2 separate regions of the Mus musculus genome follow, and region 2 is linked to region 1. Evidence: chromatin loops called from intact Hi-C (ENCODE). Cell type or tissue: left cerebral cortex. All regions are shown on one strand. Links, peaks and the distances in the headings refer to the core of each region. The heading gives the core; the rest is flanking DNA. Region 1 holds the start of Mir6372 (microRNA 6372). Region 2 has its middle 320 kb from the start of Gm25387.

Evidence for each region. Peaks named below come from ENCODE experiments on the same cell type or tissue, not always from the same donor. Only the 100,000 strongest peaks of a DNase experiment are listed, where the experiment ranks them.
Region 2: it touches region 1 in a loop (2.8-fold over the local background); 1 of 42 quality-filtered maps calls a loop at or near these places.

The regions. Positions count from the first base shown.
Region 1 is chr11:26,196,148-26,209,095 of GRCm38, reverse strand. All of the region lies in intron 1 of 5730522E02Rik (RIKEN cDNA 5730522E02 gene), which reads left to right. Mir6372 (microRNA 6372) reads right to left here and starts at 6,856; the gene lies at 6,748-6,856. In left cerebral cortex, for the core only: a CTCF peak has its summit at 8,003 (motif pointing left); a DNase peak (open chromatin) is centred at 7,986.
Region 2 is chr11:26,990,249-27,003,196 of GRCm38, reverse strand. No RefSeq gene overlaps it. Among named protein-coding and RNA genes, the nearest start is that of Gm25387, 320 kb to the left of the region's middle. In left cerebral cortex, for the core only: a CTCF peak has its summit at 6,270 (motif pointing right); DNase peaks (open chromatin) are centred at 5,847, 6,279 and 7,498; H3K27ac peaks cover 892 bases.

The DNA.
Region 1 (12,948 bases), core at 3,215-11,214:
TGTTGCTTCTCAGGTCCTTTTTTTTGGGGGGGGGGTGGTGTCTGGAGGGTGGCAATGGAAATTTCCAAAACTAAGATTTACTTTCTCAATGGGACAGGAACTGACCGGTGACAAACCTTTGTTAACTCAGCCCAGGACTTGCTGGAGATGGCAGCTCAGTGAAGACTGTTCATGTTTATTTTTCACAGTTGTGTGGACATAAGAAAAACAAAGCTGGTGCTTCATACGGAGCTACTACCAGATACTTCCCACACTAGTTAGCTCGAGATTCCATTACTCAGTAGCCCTGAACTCCTTCTCACAAATGGATTTTATGTTGACTTCCTGCTCATACCGTGTCAGAGATCATCAACCTGGGAAGAAGTGCTTTGGCTTCTAAAGTGATGTTAGTGGAGGCAAAAAGATCAGCCTTGGGATTATAGATCTTGCTGACCCATTAAGGGTCAGTAAATTAGTAGACTACTTGAGTTGACACTTCTGATCTCAACTTAATGGGTTGATTAACTTATGACTCTATCTTCATTATGGGCTATTAGCACATTGCTAAACTGGATCTTGGACTTAGGAATTGTTTTTAAGTTTATGTTTTTGCTCTCAAGGTTAATCAATATTCATTATGGTTTTAGTTTTTTATTTTTTTTAACCAAAAGGTTAGCTAGATCCTTCTATAAAAAAAGATATTCAATACATTTATGAGTTGAGGTTGCAAAACTGTCTGGCTAAGGAATTTACAACATGCAAAAGGATACACAATAAGAGGTGGCATCATAAAGAGGAAATACACACGACATGCACATGTTAAGGGCTTCTTGCTCATCATCAGAACCTCCACCCTCTTATCTTTCTGTGTGCCTTTCTGTTATGGTCACAGTAAATCATGACATTCAGACCTCCATTGAAGGCTTGTGGGGCTGCCAGCTAGGGACAGTGAAAACCTAGGCTTTGCCTCAAGATGCCTTGTGAGGAATATTTTTTTGTGATCGGCATATCTTAGAATCAGTCTGTAGACTACACTATTAAATCTATAGAGTATATATTTTTTCCTGCCTTTCTTGAAATTTGTAACACATTCCAAGGTCATTGTAATCCTGGTGATTTGGGAATCATCAGTAATCATTCTGTAATCTCAGCAGTTGGCAATTAATATATTAGTAATGCTGGTGAAATCACTAGAGAAAGTTAAAGTTTATCCACTCAGCCACACAATTAATTGAGAGGTATGTACAGTGTTTTAGGTGGAACCTCACTGGAACTGAGTCGGTTGGCTGGCAGGTATTAATGCAAACAAAGATATACCCAAACCAAAGAATTGTTAGGTTTCCATAAAAAAGCTCTAGGAGACACTGGATCACTACTGAGCTTGAAATTCATAGCCCTCCTTTGGGGGCCTAGAGAACTGAGTTCCTTCTGAAGCCATGTATATATCTCTTTACCCATGACATGATTGAGTGTGTGCAGTTTGCAAGTTTCTCTAACTTGAAGAGAATTAGTAGACTTTTATATCTTTAAAACCAAGACTAAGTAGTATGATCAAAAGCCAAGGAATGGTGTTCCAGATCATGGACGGTGCTCCAGATCACGGATGGTGCTCCAGATCATGGACGGTGCTCCAGATCATGGACGGTGCTCCAGATCATGGATGGTGCTCCAGATCATGGATGGTGCTTCAGATTATGGAAGGCTGCTATGTTTTTCAAGCACAGCCCATGGGCTGGCTGAAGGGTTAAGGGTGCAAGCCAGAATGAAGCAGAGCAAGGAAGAAGAGGATTTTCAGAACCCTGTAGTAGATCATTTTAAACAAGAATCCCTAAGGAGGATGTTATCAAAAGGTATTATAGCTGGAAACAAACCTCAGTCACAGAACCAAGTTTTAAAGAAAACACAGTCTTAGTTAAAACAGAATAAAAATAGCATTAACTACACTAAAAACTCCAAAGCAAATAAAACCTGTGAGAACACCTGCCTTGAAAAGCAGCCACATTTGTTAGTATTAAAAGTCTTCACTAACAGGTGATTCTCTCGAGTCATCTTCTTTAGCCGTTCAGGGAAACATGACCACACCACAGGGTCTGCCCAATTCACCAAGCTCTCTAGTAAACAGATTATTTTTTTATTACGAAGTGTTAGAACTCAAGCCGACTTGAAGTTCAATGTCCTTAGTGCTTACTTTACATTTATTTCATTTTCTTAAATCCTGCCGAAATATGTATGTGTGGGAGTACAGCCTTTCCACAAATTATCTTGATATTTGGGGGCCTTATTTTCTTTGGGAATCTGGTGTCTCTCATCTTTGCAAAGTTAGAGGATACATTCTAAGCAGACACCTCATTGAAATATCTGCTTGCCGCCCACCAGAGACAAGAGCAATGCTTACTCTTCTTCTCTGCCGTCTCAATGACCGAACTGGATCAGGAGTCCATAAAGCATTCTCAGACCTGTGGTATGCAAAGATAAAGAGGCTGCTGAAACTTTGTTGGTGAAAGCATATTAAGTATATGTATTTTGTTAGGAAAGGAGAAACAAAAGCAAGGCATTTGGCAATCTGCAGACAGAATTGAAAATATGAAGTTAGCCTAATTAAAAATACATTTTTTTAACTAAGCGCTGGTTTTGTGGTAAGCTCGAAGGAAGGCCGTGAAAAATTACATGGAGCTACCTGCAAAAGCAGTTACTTCCCAGTCTTCAGACCTGCCCAACCCACTAAAAGCAGCAGTGCAAAGACTGTGGCCTGAGAACAAGACAGGGTTCAGAGGAGCAGCAGCTGCAATCACCACCGGCTCTCACCTGCTCCTCAGAGATGAGCACGCAGCGCCAGTGAGGTAGCACAGCCTCTGGTGGAGGGGATACGGTCAGCTCAGGGGTTAATAACTGAGCTGGGAGACCAAGGCCCCAGCTTTTCTCGGGCTTGTGCTCCACTCCTACTAGGATACAAGCTTAGAACCAAGAAGAAGGTGAATCAGAAAGATGGTGAATTTGGAAGTGACAGGGAAGTGCATCATGAGGGCTTTGTTCTTACTCCTGAATGCTCATAGAGGCAACAAACTCAACCTTGGGAGAACCCAGCTCTCTCAAGGGAATAATGTCTCTTCCGTTCACGATTCATAGACAGAGGTGAAGCCAGCATGGTGCAAAGATTGGGTAGAAGGAAAGAAAAAGGCAGAAACTGTTAATACAGCAACCCAGAGAAACTGTAGGATTGTACTACACAAGCATTTTTTTTAACTTCATTTATTTATTTATTTTGGTTTTTCTTTTTTTTTTTAAATATTTTTTATTACATATTTTCCTCAATTACATTTCCAATGCTATACCAAAAGTCCCCCATACCCACCCACCCCCACTCCCCTACCCACCCACTCCCCCTTTTTGCCCCTGGCGTTCCCCTGTACTGGGGCATATAAAGTTTGCGTGTCCATTGGGCCTCTCTTTCCAGTGATGGCCGACTAGGCCATCTTTTGATACATATGCAGCTAGAGTCAAGAGCTCCGGGGTACTGGTTAGTTCATAATGTTGTTCCACCTATAGGGTTGCAGATCCCTTTAGCTCCTTGGGTACTTTCTCTAGCTCCTCCATTGGGAGCCCTGTGATCCATCCAATAGCTGACTGTGAGCATCCACTTCTGTGTTTGCTAGGCCCCGGCATAGTCTCACAAGAGACAGCTACATCTGGGTCCTTTTGATAAAATCTTGCTAGTGTATGCAATGGTGTCAGCGTTTGGAAGCTGATTATGGGGTGGATCCCTGGATATGGCAGTCTCTAGATGGTCCATCCTTTCGTCTCAGCTCCAAACTTTGTCTCTGTAACTCCTTCCATGGGTGTTTTGTTCCCAAATCTAAGGAGGGGCATAGTGTCCACACTTCAGTCTTCATTCTTCTTGAGTTTCATGTGTTTAGCAAATTGTATCTTATATCTTGGGTATCCTAGGTTTTGGGCTAATATCCTCTTATCAGTGAGTACATATTGTGTGAGTTCCTTTGTGAATGTGTTACCTCACTCAGGGTGATGCCCTCCAGGTCCATCCATTTGGCTAGGAATTTCATAAATTCATTCTTTTTAATAGCTGAGTAGTACTCCATTGTGTAAATGTACCACATTTTCTGTATCCATTCCTCTGTTGAGGGGCATCTGGGTTCTTTCCAGCTTCTGGCTATTATAAATAAGGCTGCTACAACATTCTAAATGCATGCAATTTGAGAGCAACTTTATGCCCAAACGAAACTATGGATTCAGGATTTATTTATTTCCAGCAAGGCACCAAAGTGACTTTAGCTTATGTAGAATTAGCATGTCAAAGTTACTACATGAAGCCCTTGCTGTGTTGTCAAGATTTGGTGAAGTTTTAACTAGGAATATAGTTCTACAATCTGTTTGTCATGGAGTCTCCCTTTCTAAATAAAAGTGTCTAAATATAGCTGTGGGAAAACGGAGCACTGAAAATCATTCTGAGTATGGACAATGACGTTCTACTATCTATTGGCTTGGTCCTTCTTTATACCAGCACATTTCTTTAATGAGTTCTTGTGGGCATTATGTAAAATTTAATGTAATTGATTAAATTATAGTAACTCCTTGGCTTAGAAAGCAAAAGCAGCAAATATTAAGCTTCTTTACCATCTCATACTTTATTGAAAATGTAGCTTATATAAAAGAGCCTCATTGATCCTAAGACTATCACACAGTCTAGAGTACAGGGAACTCAGTGCCTTGAACATACAAGTGAATATTGGAAAAAATTAATTTTTTCAGTTCTTACGATTACTAGAAAATTTTAGTTATTCATAATTTAAGAGTAATGTATATATTTCTATCACTTTATAGAAAGTTACTGCAAATGTTGTGACATAAGACAATGCACATTTATTCAGTTTTGTAGATTAAGACTTTTAACGTCTGTTTCATTGTACTTAAATCAAAGTATCACTGGGGTGGCAGTTGTTCCTGAGGACTGTAGGACTCAGCTTTCCAGAGATCATCCACACTTCGTGTCCTGCTACCTGTCCTCCACCTTCAGAGCCACCAGTATAGCAATACTGCATCTTTCTGAAAAACTCCTCCATGTCCTGCCTCCTTAAGTTCAGCCGGGAAGGACTCACTGTAATTAAAGATTTACAATATTTGATTGGGCACACTTGGATAGGTGAGGATTGTCTCTCAGTTTCATAGTCATTGACCTTAGTTAGAGTTCCAAAGTGCCATTAGCATATTGTAAGTTTGGTATATAAAGCTTCCTGTTGATGAATTATAAGGATATGGACACCTCTTGGGATCATTATTCTAGCTAATCTTGTTTGTCTCCTAATGATTCTGTTTTGGGTATCTGCAGAAGCAGAGAGTGAAACAAGAATTCCAGGGCTCAAAGTTTCACTGTAACACAGACAATACTGCCAAATGAGGAACTTAGAGAGAAGTCGTATTAGCAAATGGAATACCAAGCTTCATCCTATTGGGGAACCAGAGGGAGGGCAGAGTACTGAGAGCTTAACAAAAGTGTGAAGAGCAGAACGTGACATTTGTCCTTCATATTCTTCATGTCACTGGCCCTGCATGTGGGCCTACTGTGTTCCAACAGGCAGGCTGAACACCTTAAGCAAGCACCATCATGTTCATAGTAAGTAGTTTTCACTTGAAGGAGTGAACCAGAGTTCCTGTCCCGGCTGGGGGTAGGTGGACTGACTTCATCATCTCCAAATTTATCACTGTGTTCCCCTTGCACATAGAGTTCCAGCATTTTTCTGGGTTTTCCCTTTCTAGCTCTGTGGTTCAGGTACTCTTCTGCTTCAGTCCAATGATCTCTCCCCCACTGTCTTTTGTGCTCTATTTGACCTCAAAATATGTTTTCTTTAACACAGACTTAAGTGTCATAGAAAACAGACAATCAAAAGTCTTCCATTGATTCCCCATTAACTGTAAAAGAAAGTCGTCAGCTGAGCCCTCGGGACTTCCATTCTGGCCCCACAGACTGATTTTTGTCAGCTCTTAGTTTCTGCAATGTGATGTGTGTGCACTTTACTCCAGCCCACAGAGCAGAAGCTACACCATTTGCCTGCTGCCTTTGCTTTGTTTCCTGGCCTTCGCCACTGGATCTGAGTCTGGATGCCAGGGACTCTTCACCTGGCTGGCATCAGGCTCGCCCTCATTACTCTTTCATCTGGTGACTTTCTGTGTTCTCGCTCTTGATCATAGAGTCTCCTTTTCAGGGCTAATGATCCAGTCTCTGGCATCCTTGAAGTTGTGGATGAAATCTTTCCTGCCTTTATTTAGGTTTCCATTTGCCTGTCCCAGCTGGAAGCGAGGCATCTTTCTCCTCTCAACTCTTTCACACTCTTCTAGCTTGTAGTACTGTTTGTTCCTAATTTCATAGAACACAAGCTTAATCATCTCAGATAGGTGTCAACATCTTTGAAGGGAACAGAATGTCATTTTTGTCCTTTGCTTCAAATCTTGAATGTGCTCCTTGCAGCTCCTCTAGTTTTGTGTGGCTGTAGTAGTTTTGTGTGTAGTTTTGTGTGGCTGTAGTAGTTTTGTGTGTAGTTTTGTGTGGCTGTAGTAGTTTTGTGTGTAGTTTTGTGTGGCTGTAGTAGTTTTGTGTGTAGTTTTGTGTGGCTGTAGTAGTTTTGTGTGTAGTTTTGTGTGGCTGTATTTGGAAAACACAAGTCATCTGTTTTAGAGAACTGTGACCAAAGCGAACACTGAGAGGGAAAATGAATTTATATTTTAGGGGGGAATTCTACTTCAGGGCATCTTCTTTTCACTCCTTCAATAAAGGGATGGACATAGAAAACCAGCATGCTTAAACCCAAAACTGCCTGGATAGAAGGCTGGAAGTTTCCCCAGTTCTTTTCAAAGAGGTAGTGAGAAATGAAAGACTTCTGCCTTTTCAAAACCAATGAGGTACAATTTTAAAGTATTTGGAATTTTTCATTTAAACATCTTCAATTTCAAAAAAGTAATTTTCAAAGACCCTAGAATAGAACTCACTTTGGAATTCCAAAATACCCAGAGGTTTCCTGATGGCTGGCTTTGGTCTTCTCCATCTGAAACAAATCTACATTTTTATTTGGATCCAGGAGTCAAGATGATAAGGTGGCCTGAGAAACTTGGAAAAGCATCAGGGTGGTGACCTGTGCTGATGCTGCATAGCTTTTCTCCAAGGCATAGGTATGCAGGACACACTGAGTGGTGTGGTGTGGTGTGGTGTAGTGTGGTGTGGTGTGGTGTGGTGTGGTATGTGTGTGTGTGTATGTGTGTGTGTGTGTGTGTGTGTGTGTGTGGTCTATGTTGTATGGTGTGCAATTATGTGTGTGTATGGTCTATGTTGTAGTTGTGTGTGTGTATGTGTTGTATGGTGTGGAATGGTGTGTGTGTGTCTGTGTTGTAGTATGGTGTGTGTGTCTTGTGTGGTTTACAGTGTGGTATAGTATGTGTGTGTGGTCTAGGGTGTGATGTGGTATGTATGTGTCTGTGTGGTGTGTAGTACATGGTGTGGTATGGTTTGTGTATGTGTGGTGTGTGTGTGTGTGTTTGTGTGTGTGTATGTGATGTATGGTAGGATGTGATGTGTATGTGTTTGTGTGTGTGGGGTGTGGTATGTGTGTGCAGTGTATGGTGTGGTGCGATGTGTGTGTGTGTGTGTGTGCTGGAAGTTGTACTTCACAGTAGTGTTGAGCTATTTGTTAGAGCCAACAACAATTTGTTGTTGTATTGTTTTCCAGATAAGAATATATTTTTCTGGAGGTATCATCATTTACTTATTTATGACCTCACTGACATTAGTCAGTTGAGTTAATCATCCACACATGATCACATGATGTTTGCAGTGTACAGTTCTCAGCTCTGGAAGTTTAGAAGGACTTCTGAACCTCACCTGCAAACATTTCAAAATAACTGGCTGTGCTGTGCTGTGCTGTGCTGTGCTGTGCTGTGCTGTGCTGTGCAAGTAATGCCAGATGACTGTAGTGAGCAGGCGCTGCTGTGCTCCCTACTGCCCTCTGTAGGCTGACAGAATATGAACATGGTGGAACTCGGAGCTTATAGATCATACAGAAATCATCTACTCTCCTCTTGCAAGCAATTTAAGAGCTGAGCAAGCAGATCCGACAGTATTAAGAGAAATGAGTCCCATCCAGACAACACGAGTTACAACTGAATTTCAGGTCTTCTGACTACTGGACCATAGTCTTTCCTATTTAAAGTGTGGTCCTTGGACCAGTAGTGCCACTTGAGAGTTTATTAAAAATGCCGAGTCTTGGGCTGCACTCGTGACCTTCTGGATCAGAGTCTGCTGAAACAACTTCCACAGACGAGTTGCAGTCAGATTCTTTTGAGGAAAGCTTTACCCTTGCTTTAACTGCCATGTTTGAGAACATTTCCTGAATCTCCGCATTTAGCACAGTGGCCTAGAACTAGAAATGTAATTGATGTATTTGGAATGCATTTTGGTTAAGATTTGATGTCTTAGACATATCTTTTTTTTTCTTAGACATATCTTTAAGTATTCGTTAAGTACATGGACTTGATTATACATTCTGCATGTGTTTGACATTGTACCATGGGGAAAACGTACTTGAGCACTTATTTGATACTCCCTGCTGTGACTGAAAGAGAACAGAAGCACTCTCAAGGATCTCACTATCTGGTTAAGGAAGAGGGACAATTCAGACTCGTGGGAATACTGTGGGGTAAAAGTCACAACCAGGAAGAACCCTGTGGCATATGGTGTTTGCTGTGGGAACGTGGAGTGAGATCACTGAGTTCAGACTTTGGCATGATCTATGGTGGAACCAAATAAAAGCAAAGTGGACCACCGACTGTACTGAGGAGTGAGAGGAGTGCCTGAGCCAGAGGTCCAGTCAAGAGAGAGCAGCTTAAGCTCACCTCATGTCGTGTCTCAAGGTAAGATGGAGACTACACTTAAGTGTAGTACTATGTGAGCCAGTACGAGGCTGATCTTGTCCTAAGAAGTGACTTGTTCCTTCAGATGTAAAAGAAACTATTTTTCAAACATGAGGAGAGTCCAGGCAGTACTTTGAAGTATTAATTATTGGTATACTCCATATGCATTACAGCCCAGAACATGATGGACCTATTATGTTGCTCTTTGATCCGTCTCATTCTCATCACACATCTGGCCACAGTCTAATGCTGAGACCCACAGTAACAAGCAGTCCCATGGTTCAGTCCAGAGAGAGGCAGCCAATCCTGTTAACCTTCAAAGGAACATCACTCAAGTGAGATGATGAGTCCAAGATGATGACTCTTAGCCACATGTGGCTGCCAAGAGCTCTTGAAATGTGGATTGACAAACAGAATTGTGATCAGTGGAAGAGGACACCAGGTTTTAAAGACATATCAAAAGTGAAATGTTTATGTCAATTACTTAGTGAAATATTACTTTGGCTACATTGGGAGTTAAGTGGTATATTAAAAGTAGATTCACTCTTAGCTCTTTGGTTGCAGCTACTGGAAAATTAAGAATTATACATTTGATCCACATTAGATTACTGTGGGCAGGCTATGTAAACATAAATTTACTTCCAAATAATTACCCTTTTTCCCACCCTGGGAATATCCTCCCAATTCTGTAGGTGGCTCTAGATAACCTAGAAGTGGTTTTGGACTTTAATGATTGTGTAAAATTGGAGTAGTCAAACAACATCTGAAGAATTTCTTTATATGTTATTTAAGTTTTTAAAATTTGATGTTGTACTTAAGCAGCCTTACAGTTGTTTTGATTGCTTGGATGTGTAGGTATGGGATGTGTGTAGCTCTTTCCCTCTGGATTGTGAAACACATGTCCTATAATAGGCATATGTGACATACACTGGGTGGGATGGAATGTTAGGTTCTGTTTTCAGTTTGGTGTCGATGTGATAGCTATAGTTAATAAGAGCATTGTGTGAGTGCTTGTGTTTCAGGAAGAAAGGCTCCCTGGATCTGCCTCAGAGCTTTCGATATTCTGTACAGGGAATCAAATGACATGTTCAAATTAACTGTGGCCAGACACATCCACATGATATGAATATAAATGTTTGAGTCTTGTTCAAACTAGGGTTCTTGGTACCATGAAAAAGTGGCATCTTGTGCAGTAAGTCAAAACCACTGTATCTAACTCTTTTACTGAGACCTTGCAGTACAGGATTTGCATTAAACTTAACTGTGATATTTCTTTGAGAATATGTATCTCAGCCCACTTGAAGGGAACTTCTTCAATGGCCTAAAACTTTCAGACCATAGTTTTCAATGTTTGAAAAATCATCTACTGTTCTAGACTTTTAAAGAACTCTTATTATTTGTTTACTTATGTGGTGTAGATGGTGGTAGTGGTGGCGTGTGCATGTCCTGGTGTGCTGAGGACAACGTGTAGGAATAGACTCCTTCTTGCATGTGGCTCCTTGGGATCAACTGAGATTATTAGACATGGCAAGCAAGTGCATTTACCCAGGGGGCCCCCCTGCTGGACCTAATCCCACAGTTTCACTGGCAGTATCGAGGTGGTTGATTGGGAAGACTTTGAGACTGACTATAAGCTGTTTGTTTTGCTAGTAGTAGACAGTTTTCCTGTTTCATCAGTTAGTAAGCAAAAGCAGTCCAGTGCACAAGAAGCAGCCATGGAGGTCCAGGCCCTCACCTTCATGTTTCTTCACAAATTGATTCTCGATCGATTTGTATCAATTAACTCATGGAACAGCCAACTTGCCAGCTCACCATATATCTGTCTATTGTGCTTCCCCTGCAGACCACACATTAATAGTAGGCCATTTGGGGGCACTTCCAAGTGTTTGCCCTTTCTACTCTTCACTTGGCCTGCGGCCCTTTAACCATCTGCTGGGCTCTGCCTCAGTTCCCTGTGTTATGCCTTTTCTCAGACAATAGTTCTTTGGCTTTCAGGAGTTTTAAGTAATCTATTGTGATCTGTAGTGTTGGGCTTGTCTTACAAATGAAGACTTCTTAATTCATAAAGAGAGGGTAAGTTCCTGCAATCCAAGTACTTTTTAGTTTTGCCTGTTGCCCTCAGTGCTAACTGGATGAACCAAACGGATATCCTACAGCCTATTCCTGCATGTGGAAACCAACTGAAGTGTCAAACACACACACACACACACACACACACACACAATGTTAGCTATGTGTTTTGGGCTGACAAGTCTGTTGCGGAATAAAACAACACTTAACCCTTTGTCAGGCAATCAAATGACCTTTCATGGGTGTTGCCTAAGATCATCAGAAAACACAGATATTTACATAACAATTCATAACATGAACAAAATTACAGTTGTGAAGTAACAACAAAAATAATTGTAGTGTTGGGTTTACACACAAGATGGGGAACTATATTAACAGGGCACATCATTAGGAAGGATGAGGAGCGCTGAGTTTGAAAGAATAGGAGCAAGTTAACTAAAGTTTCAGTATGCTGTGACGGGGCATTGAACTGTCCCATGCAACTTATTCCACTAGAAAACAGATCCATTAGAAGATGCAGTATGTGGCTTTTCTCTCTCTCTCTGGCTTCTGTCACCTTGCCACTTGTTTGTGACATTAAAAAAGTAATAAAATTATTAGTGGTCGTAGAGTAGTCGGAGCACCACTTCCAAGAGCATAACGGGCTTTGTTCCTACGAATGGCAATTTGTTGTGCATTAATTACAATCTAAGTGAACTAAGTTCCGAAGAGTTGTTGCTGTGCAGACAAAGAGAAATCAGTCAGGTAAAACCAAACTTAACTCGTGGCAGCTGGGACTACAGTTCAGGTGTCCAGGTGCTTGGCTGGCATTCACAAACCCTGGTCTCCATCCCCACAGTCACACAAATGGGCTGTGCCGGTGCAGCACTTAATCCCAGCTGTGAGAACCAGAGGCAGAAGGATTAGAAGTTCAAGTTTATCACGGACTCATTAGCAAGTTTGAAGTAATCTTGGGATATATAAGACCCTGTCTCAAAAATTAATTCATTAATCCTTGAAACTTGTAATTATCATGGAATTGAATTTCATAGAGGTTCTAGATATTTTTTTTAAAAACTGAATTCTTGGTACATTTAACAAATTCAATGTATTTCCCATTTATTCTTTGGTAAATTGACCATTTCATGAATAGTTTCATGCTCTGAGTAGAGCTGATGAATCAGATACATCTTTAGAGAGCTTATAGGACCATGTCCTTTAAGCCTATGCCCAGTACCTAGTCTAGCACCTCACACAGCTTTGAGGATGCTGTCTTCTTTTGCAGGAGTGAGGGCTCACCCAAAACTAGACTTTGAAGTCAGTTCTCTACGAAATCATGTCAGTTTTCTGGACTTTTATCTTCTCAGATCAAAGGTAAAGGGACTGAATGCTGAGCTCTTCTTCCATCCATAGAATGCTATGGTGCCAAAGCCAATGCAAGCTGTCTCTAGACATGGACAGAGTGCAGGGGTTAAAGTTACTGAGTCACTCATGCTGAGTAGGATCATCCTCTCCAAGGTGTTCGCTTGGACCTTTCTGCCTGAGCAATGGTCTAGGAATTGGGGAAGGAAGGACTTAAGTATCTGGGTATCTCTGGGTGGCCCTGAGCTTCCACCAGCTCACTGCCAAGAACATCCTGTTATTGATGCCACTGGCACGTGGGCATGTGCTGAGAGTGCCCAAAGCTGGATTGGGTGCAGGCTGAAATGCTCCCAAGTGTGAGTTATCTGCTGATTCCTGCCTGCTTCCATCCATTCCATGCTGAACTTTTTGTTCCTTATCAATATTAATCATTTACTTGCCATCCTCAAATAGACTGCTTTTATCAAAAGGAGGAGGGCATACACTGAGTGCATTACACCCCACAAGCATTTCTGTGCAGAGAAGGCCTTATTCTGTCTGGGGTATTCATATATACTTGTGAATTCAAATTAGAATAATAAATAACTTAAAAAAAAAAAAACCAAAAAGCCCGTGTTGAAAATAGCTACAGCCTAATTTAAAATG
Region 2 (12,948 bases), core at 1,871-9,870, 800 kb before region 1:
TTTGAGTTTACTTCTATTGCACACTTTAATCTTACAACTAAAAGAAGATATGAAATATATTATAATCATGACAAAATTCTATTTTGTTTTGTTTATTTGAAGAAACTTTTTCACAGCCCATGCCTTCCCAAAGTATCTATGGACTTCAAAACTGTCCTCTGACGTCACTTTTGCCACAAAGATCTTGTTCCTTAGCTGATATTCATTAGTACATCATATGAGTCATTGAAATCAGAGAGCTGGTTAGTTACTTACCTAGACCTCTTTACATCTGTCTAAAGATAACTGTACCAATAAAAGCTGTTAAGGATAAAATGGTACTGGTAAGAAGAAAGGAGGAAATGGAAATTAGAATTGGGAGAGAGGTCAGAGAAAGTCAATCCTCCCCCTAGAAAATGAAGTTTATGAAATAAAAGACAAACCATGGAACCATGTGCAACAATTCAGAGTACCCAAGGAGTGGAGAAGTGGGGATGTAGAGCCCCACTGTATCCCAGAGAGCCTGAAATACCCATGGTATCTTTGGGGGTCTCCATTTACACACTTTTACTTCTACATGTCTTAGGCTACATGCCAGTCTTCCATCTGTACTCACATGGGCTATAATCCAAGGCATTGTAATGATATGAATAGAGAAAGTTAAGCAGAAGATACTCTTTTTTTTAATTAGGTATTATCTTCATTTACATTTCCAGTGCTATCCCAAAAGTCCCCCATGCCCTCCCCCCATTCCCCTACCCACACACTTCCCAATTCTTGGCCCTGGCATTCTCCTGTACTGTGGCATATAAAGTTTGCAAGACCAATGGGCCTCTCTTTCCATTAATGGCAGACTAGGCCATCTTCTGATACATATGCAGCTAGAGACACGAGCTCCGAAGTGTACTGGTTACTTCATATTGTTGTTCTACCTATAGGGTTGCAGATCCCTTTACCTCCTTGTGTATTTTCTCTAGCTCCTACATTGGGGGCCCTGTGATCCATCCAATAGCTGGCTGTGAGCATCCACTTCTGTGTTTGCTAGGCCCTGGCATAGCCTCAGAAGAGACAGCTATATCAGGGTCCTTTCAGCAAAATCTTGCTAGTGTATGCAATGGTGTCAGTGCTTGGAGGCTGATTATGGGATGGATCCCAGGTATGGCAGTCTCTAGATGGTCCATCCTTTCATCTCAACTCCAAACTTTGTCTCTGTAACTCCTTCCATGGGTGTTTTCTGAATGAAAGACTTTGACTTGTTCTTCCAGAATTTTCCTTTGCAATGTGATTTTTAAACATAAACTTTCAGCTACTTGAAAACTCTACTATGAACAAGTGAAAATTTAGCCTTGCTTTGTTGAAATATCTCCATCCTGGGTTCACTCAAGATCAGAAATAACCTTTCCTGCTTGAATATGAAATATCCAGGAAAAATGTCCTATGTGTTCCTGATTTACTTTGCTTTGTGTGTAGCTCTTTGCATGTTGAAATGTTAAACTCAAAACATGGAAAGCAGTCTATGAAAAGCAGGACATTTTATATTTAAAATTCAAAATATTTGAAAATCGATAAACTAAATAACAGATCTATATCTATAGCCTCTGTATATTAGGAAATTAATAGAAAGTGTTAAACTAATCCCACCTATTACATAATGTAAGTACCTAGCAACTAGAGCAAAGTCAGTTTCACATCACCCTTAATTGGTAGTGATAGAAATGATCCTCAACTCTTGCAATACAATAGAACTACACTTATTTTAAAATGTGACCAGGGCCCTGCCTTTATCATCTGGGTCAGATCTACTGATTGTGCTTGGTCCAGAACTTGTACACACCAAGATGGAAAGGGTATCCATGGAGTTAAGCTACTCCAAACTCCTCTCGAACTCTAAATGTTGAGGTGGGACAGTCCTGTGGAGACACCTCCAGTTTCCTACAGAAATTTTATTCTTTCCTTCATCAGCACTTTTGTCAGTGAGGTATAAATTTGACTTCATTTTGAGAGCTTTCTCAGATTATATGGAAGATGGGAAAGAAAGCTAAAACCAACCTTCAGTTTTGGAAGGATTACACTATCAAATGCCAGTTGTGGAAAGTCTTCCAGGGGCTTCTGGGACCTGTGAAGACTTTGTCCCTTTTACCAACTCAGCTTTACCAAAGCAACATTTACCTCTGGCTACCTCAGGAAAAAGGATCTGGTCAAAGAGACAAATGTGTCAATTACTAGGAATAAATTTTTATGAGAAAAGTATGATATAAAATGAAGATATTATGGTAGTTCCTCTGGGAACTGCTACAGCTCTTACTTCCTGTTATGCTACAATATTCCTATCTTGCTGTTATTGACCTTTGTGAGACCAAAAGTGACAGGTGTAAAATGATGTTTGTCAATGTCATGCTTGTATTTTAAAGTCGTCGAGGATCCCAGAAAAAGCAAATGTTACAGTATTCCTGTACACCAAGTCACCCCCACAAACCCCCCCCCCCAGCATCAGGCCACCTGTGTACACTCAGCACTTTCAGTTAGGAAATAAAGTTCCAGGTGACTTGAACTTGTCAGTTAATAAAATGTCCCCCAGAGCATTAGGTTGTGACCATCTTTCCTAAAGACAGTTTCTTGACTATTGCCTCCATTGCTATCCTGAATTAAGAGAACAAAATGTATTTACCCTCCAAACTCTTTCACAGTTACCATGTGCCAAGTAGAGAAGGCACTGAGTGTCTGTCACTGAAAGTCACTGGGGATCTTGGGTTTGAAGTCAGAGCTGCTGCTTTTTATGGCCACAGTGAAGGAAATTAGGAGGCATATAGATTTTTCAATTCAAAAATTTTGTAATGTTTAGAATTATGGAATTGCACTGAAAAGTCTACAAGGCAGTTATGATAGACATGGTAAGGATTGAGGCTAGGACCCTACTCATGGCAGGCCAACATTCTGGCACAACAGTAGAGTAGTTTCTAAGTTGAACTGTGTGACTTAACTTGAATACTCTCAAGTACAGGAGCAAAAGTATCTTTAAAAATTCTGGTCACAGGTTGGAGAATTTGAGATTTCTCTGCCATTTATTAAAATATAACATAAAGTTATGAGAGCTAAGGTACTACCACTCTCTCTCAATCATACTGCCATGAAATGAAATAGAATGAGTCCAGAAAAGCTTATGTTTCCAAAAGAAGCAGATGGAAAATATAATCTATTACTGTGCTTAAACTGTTTATCTGCTTCTGACTCTTGTTCAGGGTCCGGGTAAAATATGTTTGCATTCTGTATAGCAACTTGGTGGTTGGCAGTTTTCCTTAACTATCTTCCTTTAGCTTTTTAATTGATCATCGTTTGGTTTCCAAGTCAAATTAGTACCTGCATATGTCATGGTTATTTAAGCATAATGATTAATAACAGTGTTCTCTTTAATGTTACTTGGCATTGATGAAAACTTCTAGACTATGGTTGACTAATGGAATCCTTCTGATTTAACTACTGAGTGGGACATTAACTGTTGCTAAGTATACAAAAAGCCCCTTGTATAAAAATTAAAATTTAGTTCATTGGTAAATATGTTATATTCTAAAATTTGTGTGGAATTATAAAAGTAGCAACATCACAGATACCTGACAGTGAATGAACAAACAAAATACATATTAGGCCTCATGAAGGAATAAAATCCTGACAACATCAGTGAGCAAGCAGGACACTATGCTAAATGAAATAATCCATGCAGGATAGAACAAGTACTTAGTGATTCCATTTAAGTGAAGTGTCTAGTAGAGATAACAAAAAAAAAGAATCGATGGCTTTCATAAGAACAGACTGTTAGTTTACAGAAGCTAACAAAAAGAAAGAATGGCTAGAGGACTCCTTCTATGAGTGTGTGTGTGTGTGTGTGTGTGTGTGTGTGTGTGTGCGTGAACATGTTTGTGGGAAAGATGGTTCGCATGCAAGTATGTGGACATTCATGAGGATAACACCTTAGAAGGTATCTGCTTTCTTTATTTAAGGCAGGGTCCCTTGCTGGAACCTATGGCTCATGGATTAGGCTAAGCTGTCTGGCCAGCAAGACCCAGGGATTCACTGATCTCTGCGTAATGAAAAGTGTTCACCATCACACCTGGCTTTTATTTTATTTTATTTTATTTTATTTTATTTTATTTTTTATTAATTTATTTTAATTAGATATTTTCTTCATTTACATTTCAAATGCTATCCCAAAAGTCCCCCATGCCCTCCCTCCCCCACTCTCCTACCCAACCACTCCCACTTCTTGGCCCTGGCTTTCCCCCGTACTGAAGTATAAAGTTTGCAAGACCAAGGGGCCTCTCTTCCCAATGATGGCCAACTAGGCCATCTTCTGCTATATATGCAGCTAGAGACATGAGCTCTAGGGGTACTGGTTAGTTCATATTGTTGTTCCACCTATAGGGTTGCAGACTCCTTTAGCTTCTCTAGTTCCTCCATTGGGGGCCTTGTGATCCATCCAATAGCTGACTGTGAGCCTCCACTTATGTGTTTGCCAGGGCCCTGCATAGCCTCACAAGAGACAGCTATATCAGGGTCCTTTCAGCAAAATCTTGCTGGTGTATGCAATGGTGTCAACGTTTGGAGGCTGATTATGGGATGGATCCCCGGGTATAGCAGTCTCTAGATGGTCCATCCTTTCATCTCAACTCCAAACTTTGTCTCTGTAACTCCTTCCATGAGTGTTTTGTTCCCAATTCTAAGAAGGGGCAAAGTGTCCACACTTTGGTCTTCATTCTTCTTGAATTTCATCACACCTGGCTTTTTACGTGGGTGCAGAAAATTGAACTTATGCCCTCCCACTTCCATGACAAACACTTTACTGACTGACTCATCTCCCAAGCCTTGGTTCTTTTTTAAAAGAAATCTCATTATCTTACACAAACTGACCCTAGATTAACTCATGGGCAAAAGTAATTCTCCTGCCTCATACTCAGGCAACAGTTGCATGTCTCCTTTACATGCCTTAATGGATTTTTGCTGGGGACAGAGTGATAGCTCAGTGGGTACTTAATAAGGTACAAACATAAGGACCAAACACCGGATCCCCAGAATTCATATAAAGTCAGAGACAATGAAGTGAAGTGTAAGTAACCCCAGCAATCCTTCAGTGAATTGGGAGTTGAGGACAGGAGGATTCGGGGAAGCTCTCAGGCCATCTAGCCTGAAGTACACAGGAATGAAGAAGAGACTCTGTGTGAAAGGAGCTGTGTAACTAAGACAAGCACTGAGGTTGTCCTCTGACCTCCATATGTGTGCTATGGCAGATACACACTCACACACATGAATATATATGTATCCACACATATACAAACATACAAAGGATCGAAATGAAGATGGCTTACTGTTGTGTAATGGGTAGAGTTTCAGATTGGAAAGAGGATTCCGAAAATATCTTAGTGATGACTGCATGATATTAATGTGCTTGATATTGTTAAAATTGAAGGTCTTTAAATGATGATCCAGTACTTTTTACAGCATTAATATTTTGTCACAGTTATTTTTAAAAAATAAACTATTTAAAGTCTCAGACATTTTTGTCTTCCTCACTTTGTAATGGTTCTGCAAATATCAGACATAGATGGATAATACTGAAAAGGCAACCTTTTACTTGTTAGCCATTCAGCCAGTAATGATTCATAGACATTTTAAAAATCTTTAGCACCCCATAAGAAACAATAGATAGAATAACATCTACAGATGCAACCAATGTTAAATTTGATGCTGGCAAATGGCAGTCCTGCAGTAACTAGTATCTTCCCCTAAGACCCCTGTGCACATCTTAGGATAGAAGTGCCATGGTCCTCATCCTTAACACCACATAGAAACCTGTGCATGATTTTAGACCATGTTAACTTCATAGCTTATATAACACACATTTCAAAAGCAAATATGCAAGAAGCTCCAGATATGGAGTTCCAACAATCTGGTTTCCCTGATGTAGAAATACTGACCACTCATAAAGAAGGAAGCATAAAAATAGTTTATGATAGCACTTCTGCCCATGAAAAATACCCCACATACATATATCATTCCACTGTGATTAATTTTATACCCCCTTGCCCAAGTGAGAATTAAAAAACTATATTCTGTGTGGGTTCTGATATCATTGGATGCTTAGCCTGGATGCTATGTCCTTACAATCCAAAACTGCACCGTTTAGTGGAGACAAATGCTGGTATCCCCCAAAGATATCTGGCTTTGGAAGGAAGCATCTTTAGATGTTTCAGATAACCTGCATTAAGGATTTAGCAGGAGCCTTCTGTACATGCACTTCTGCTCTTGAACAGCAGAGAGCACTCCCGTTCCACCAGACACAAGCTGATCCAGTCCTTCAGCTGGTTGACAATTTCTGGTTTTGTTGTTAAAAACTTGGACCCTCCAAACAAATAGCTCCTCTCTGATCCTGAAGCAGTTTCCACTAGGAATCTCTTCTGATCCCCTGGGAATGATCAGCACATTCCTGAGTAGTTCGTGGAGAGAGATGCACCTCACATCATCCAGCCTCATATGTACCCCACTCTCCAGATACCTCATATCCCAGAGCAGACCATGAAGTACTAGCAAATATCACCTATAATCTGTAACTCCAATACAATGTCCATTTAGGAGTATAGCTACAGACAGCACTGAACCCAGGTGCCTGGATGTGCAAGTCTGCTTCCCTCTCCCACCCCCATTCACATACTCTAGTACCAGAGAAGTCCCAGAGGTGCAAGGAAGGATAACAGAGCTCCTGCCCCCTAGGGACACTGCTTACAACAGTGTGATACTACCAGATACCTCATATTCTGGCAATGCAGTTATCTTACTCCCTAGTATACATGGTATGCAGAAATTTCTAAGCTAACCCACATAGTACAAACAAGAAGTTATCCTGCCTTCCCATGTGCTGCTGAAAAGAAAAAAAGCCAAACAATCTATAAACATAATGAACGAAAAATTCCTTAAGATTGCTGTTCTTGTCTCCCTGACCCCATTATTCAGTCAGCTCCTCAAATCGCTCTAATTTAATTAAGGAAAAAGCCCAGATCAAGTGTTTTTTTGTCAGTGTCCTCATTGCATTTATATTTCTTAGGAGTGCAGGGAGTTCTCTAGAGGGTCACAGAAGATTGTCTTTCCTCTCACTCTCCTACTCCCCCTGCCCTATCCACACTCCACTCTGTCATCCAATCTTCTTCAGTCAACTGGATACATACCCCTTTCCAATCAGGCAAACATCCCAAATAATAACAAAGCAACCATTCACGTTTGCATCCATGTCACCAATAAATCATTAAAGATGAATTGCTTTTGTGGACTTGGCAAAAACTTGAAATCTCCAATAGAGGCATCACAATGCCCTTCATTGGGGGTCGGGGTCCACCAACTTCAGGAGCAGGGGTGGGGTGGGTCGGATTTAGCTCAGTCTAAGCGATGTGGGAATGAAATGGACTGTGAGTTCAGTCTAGGTGGTCTGGTATTAACTAGCTTCAAGATGGAAGTGGGGGCGGCAGATAAGGGTGGGATGGACTTTGAATTCAGTCTAGGTGGTATGATTTTTGTCCTTTGTGTCTCAGCAGTAAGTGCTAGCTCTCCTACACACTGTAGGATAATGAAGATTCAGGTTCTAATCCTGGATCTAGTAACATTTTTCAACCTATTTTATCTGGAGCACTTCACTTCCCAGTATTTTCTATTTCTCAGATTTAAAAATAAGAAAGACAATATAGGTTGTTAAAGGGCATCATATTTCTTCATACCTCAATAATGCTTTTTTTCTGATTGGAACAATGATTAAATGCTATAGAATTTTGTAAAACTTCAAATCGACAAACATTACTTTCAGCAGAGGAGTCTGCATGTTTTATGGCCCATGGGAAGTTTAAATCCTACATTGTACTCTCTCCTCATTTCAGGACCAGGAAAGAAGAAGGGGCTAGAGGCAGGAGCTAGGAAGGAGGGGGTTGTGTTTAGTTTTAAACCATGACCCTCTTTCCTTTATAATCCAAAAAAATATCCATGAATGACAGTGAAAAAGAAAATGTTCTGGGGTCTCCAAAAATGAACAAATAGGACAAAGTACACTAACTTAGGAGACACTGACTTAACAAGACTTGTGGGGCAGGCTTCCGTGTGGTGCTCTCTGCATCGCTAAATCAAACTGTGCATCGAGATGGCTTTTGAAATAGTGTATTGATTACTTACAGCCAAATTGTGGTCTTTCAAACAGCATGCTCCTTGATCATCCCAGAACCAGCAGTTGCAGATTCCATAATTGGGAGCTACATAGTCGGTAGGAATTGGAATTCAGAATCAGACTCTTTGGTTTGATGCTGAATAATGATAGATATATGTGCAGCCTGCTTGCTTGCTGGGAAAAAAATAGTATATTTCAATTTTGCACATCCTTGCCAGAGGAAAAAGCATGTTACATTTCCTTTGAGGATATTTCTACCTGCCATACTAGTTTAGGCTAGTTTAGAAGACCTACTGCTAGAAACGTCATTCTGGTAGTGTCGTCTTTCTGGGGGTGGCAACTGAAGATGAAAGAAACAGTAGTAAATGTATCTCTTTGTTCCAGCCAAAATCATGTGTTTAATTATGTACATAAAGCACTGTTACTCTGATACTCAATTCAAGAATTCTAGAAAATGCTGATAGAGAAGATAGAATACCCTGCTTTCTGTGATGGATCTTGACGGACTTCCAGACCATATTTCCTCCTTATAAAACAGATATAAAATGATTTATGATGATTTTAATCCACCTGTATTATTTGGGAAATATTGCTAACAACACACCTGTATTTCTTTCAGACTCATCTTAGAAAAGCAATCTTGAGGTTAATCATTAGTTTTCATCAAATATTTTAGCATATTCAAAAGATAAATTTCCTAATAGTTAATAGCTCCCTCTATATGATAAACTTCCAGGTTTTGCAGATTCTCAAATTCAAGGGTTTTTAATTAAATGTTTCACTCATGCATCATTAAATATCAGTTTGCAAAAGAATACCAAATCCCTCAGAGAACATCATGAGAGGCTAGCTGTATAGCACTATAGAACTTGTACGAACAATTTTCACAATTTAAGACACCAGCTGATGGTACAGTGGGCTGAGAGACCTTTATAGGAAAAGAATCACACTCTTCAGAAAGGAATGGAACAGAAAATGTGTGCTGCTCATAATGTGTATCATAGCCGTAGACTAATACACAGTGGGCGTATGTGTGTACAATGCTGAAAAGGATAATTTCCACAGGTACAGGGTCTAGCCACTGTCCCTTGGGATGTTACACCCTGTAGTATCTTTTGAAAGAATTCGAGATCAGTATAATTCCTCTCTTCTCTCAAGTTCTGTAATAGAGCAAGAAATTTGGAGTTCCAAATGACTTTCTGATTATTTCATATGTTTTAGTTTCTGCTTTACAGTGGTTACATATTCTTTGAGAGCACAGAGGCACAGACACTATTTTCTTATGAACTTCATTGTTTTTAAAGATTGACAGATATAGGACAAGATCTCCAAAGCCAGTTTCTATTTCCTTATAACAATTTCTCTCTAGGGATTTCTTTTGCCCAAAATAACCTTGTGAGATCACAGTGACTTTATGATGTTGGTAATAAAGAAATTATAACAAGTTGTTGACAAAACAGAGTTTTTAAACTGCAATTATTTCTCTTTTAGCACACACAGGTAGATGAGCCCAAGGACACATTATATTCTCCCAACCATAAGAAGGACATAAAAAGGCATTATCTTCTCCAATAAAATTCTGCAAGGAGAAATATTATGAATTCAAAACTCTTAGTTTTGTTAACATTTGTAACATTTTTCTGTTATTGAAAATAGGTTTTTCCCCCTACAATATATTCTTACTATGGTTTCTTCTTCCTGAACTCCTCCTAGTCCCTCCTTTTTCCCCTCCCACTGGGATCTATACCCTTTCTGTCTGTCTCTCATTAGAAAACAAACAGGCATCTAGATCATGAAATAAAAGAAAATAGAATAGAATAAAATAAGATAAAGCAAAAACAAATTGGAATAGAACAAAACTAGAAGAAAAGCAAAAAAAAAAAAGCACAAGGAACACACAAACATACATTCACACACAAAGAAATCTCGTAAAACACAAAACTGGAAGCCATAATGCATATGCAAATGTCTTTAAGGTCAAAAAAAAAAGCCATGATGCAATATTATAAGACAAAGAACCTCCAAAGATGCCACCGAGTCTGTTTTCTGTTGGCCATCTACTGCTGGGCATAGAACCTACCCTTAGGAGTGGTTTGTTTCTCTAGTGAGACTCCCTTGCACATAACTAATTTTTCATTTACAAGTGGTTATCACTTGGAGGCAGCTTCTGGGTTAAGGATGGGGGCTTCTGTCCACTTCTCTCAGCTCCAGAGCCTCATCTAGCGCAGACCCAGGCAGGCTCTGTGAACGCTGCCTAACTCTCTGTGAGTTCATATTGTGCTGTTTGTGATGTGTTTAGAAGGCCTTGTTTTCTTGGCATCCTCCCCTCCCCTGGCAGGCCCCCTGGCTGTTCTTTCCATGGTTTCTGCCTCCTCTCCAAGGAGTTCTCTGAGCCCTGTTTTGTTATCATTGTTAACAGACAGTAGCAGCTCCAGAGAGGAATTCTAGGATAGAGTATCATCTCAAAAGCAAATTAATAAACTTATGTCAAAACACACAAGTAATTTTTAAAATGAACAGAAATGTACAAGATCTCACATGTTGTATCAAACAATGACTATAAAACTATGATGGTCCATTTGAGGAAGTACATACCATTTACTTACAGTTTTATCTTGTTCGATTTGCTATATCTGTTCTATTGTTTTAAAGAACATGATACAATATTCACGAGACAGGTAGACTTTCCATTTTGCAACTAACAATTCTTTGTCTCAAATAATTTTAAAATCGTAAAGATACCTGAAAAATGACAAAGATTTTTTTTGCATACATTAGACAGCCAATGTGTCAATAGGTCAACTTCTCAAATTCAGGAAACAAGATTTTTGCTTCATATAAAAGAGATTTTATGGCCTTACTACACATTATGAGTAAAACAATTTGTTATATTCGTAAACTACTTGAAATTGTGCTTTGGATCTGGGCAAGGCTCAGTGGATTGAGGAGATGGCTTTCAGAACATTGGAGGATCTGAGATTGATCCCTGGGATTTACATGATAGAAAGAAACAACACATGCCTGCAAATAACCCTGACTTCCATACACACACAGTGGCATCTGCACCCACACATACTAAAAATAAATACATGTAAAACTGTAATAAATGTAAACATGTAAAAAGATGCAATTGTTTTTTTATTGTAAATTTTTGAAAAACTATATATAAGTTGAAAAACTCTATTTAAGGAATGGGTAGCACTTACTTATGCTTCAAAAACAAAAGAAAAACAGAATTTATAAAGCATATTTAGATAAAAGAAGATAAAAGACAGAGTATTAATAGGGGGGCAAAATACTCTCCCTTTATTGAACATGAATCAAAAGGCATGTTAAAATTTACTTTTGAAATAACAGCTATCTTGAAGAATGCAAGAGGTGCAGACCGAGCAGCCCCTCATGTTACTGTTAACAAGGGAAGTCCCAGCCTCCACCTGGAGAGTAATTAGCTTGTGAATGGCAGGTCCTAATGGAAGCAAAATTTACATTAAAGGTCTATGGTCCTTTGCTTATTCTAGCTGGAACAAAAAGTGAATTTCACAATATACATTTAAATGTTTATTCAATCTATGTTTTACTATGCATCCCTACTCTTTCCCCAGAAAACAAAAGTGAATTAATAAAATAGAACACTAAACTTCCTGAATGAACGAAAAGTCCCTACCTTTTTTTCGATGCATCAAAGTCAAGACAATGTCTGCAAACTCTGTTACTCACCAGAGGTGCTTTAAGTGGTGCACCTGGGTCTACTGCCATGATGCAAACGAAGAGCATTCAAGGGAAGTCACATGTTGTTCTGAGAAGTGATGGGAGTAACTACAATAATTCTATCAATCAAAAGTGTCAAAATCGAATTAAAGGCTCTTTGGATTCCCCGCCCAACTATCAAGGATGAGTCACAGGTGAGGAATTATTGATAGATGCAGATGGCCTAAGGTCAGGAAGGTGAGAGATGCGTGATAATAATGTGGTACTCAGAAAGCAATAATGGATTCAAGATTCGAAACAAAACTCCCCTTCCAGCTACTGCTTTCCTGTCAGGGAAATAAAATACTTGTGCAAGATTTAAAGCATTGTATGTCTAACCCCCTTGACCCCTTTTACATTACTTATTAATAATAATAACTACGATAATAATTCCCGGCACTGCAATGGGGGTTAATTAGCTAATATTTAGAAAGTGTTCTGAAAATGGAAAGTGCTATTTAAACGGTATTTTCGTTTCTTCCACTTTCATTTCCTCCTTTATCACAAATCAATTTATTCCTCCTTGCATCTGGCTCATTTCTTCACTGCTGCCTCTCTCTGTTCTCGCCGTTGCCTATATTGACCCCTGTTACTCTGATCCTGAAACCCCCGCACTCCATCCTCTCTCTCCAGCACTGTTCTCACCACTTTCAGTTTTCCTTTTTTCTCTCTTGTCATCTGCTCCCCATTCTTTCACTATATAGCTATGGGTTTGTATTTTCCATCTTTCTCATGTTTAAATGCCAGTGAAATAACTAACTCTGAAATAGCCTTTAATTCATTTTTTTGCTTCCAGTCATTTAGACCAGGAAGCAGGTTAGGAAACTGTCTGCAGTTCATTCCCACTAGAGGGCAAATGTCTTGAAGCCACAAACTGTGGCTATGAATAGCTGTCTTTCTATGCTCTGACTTGTTAGAACAAGATAGTTCTTGATTGAGTCTCCTTTTAGTTATAGAGAATTCTGATGCCCTAGGAGCTTTCAAAAGGTCCTGATGAGACTGCAAATTTTCAAAAGCTTATCATTGCACAT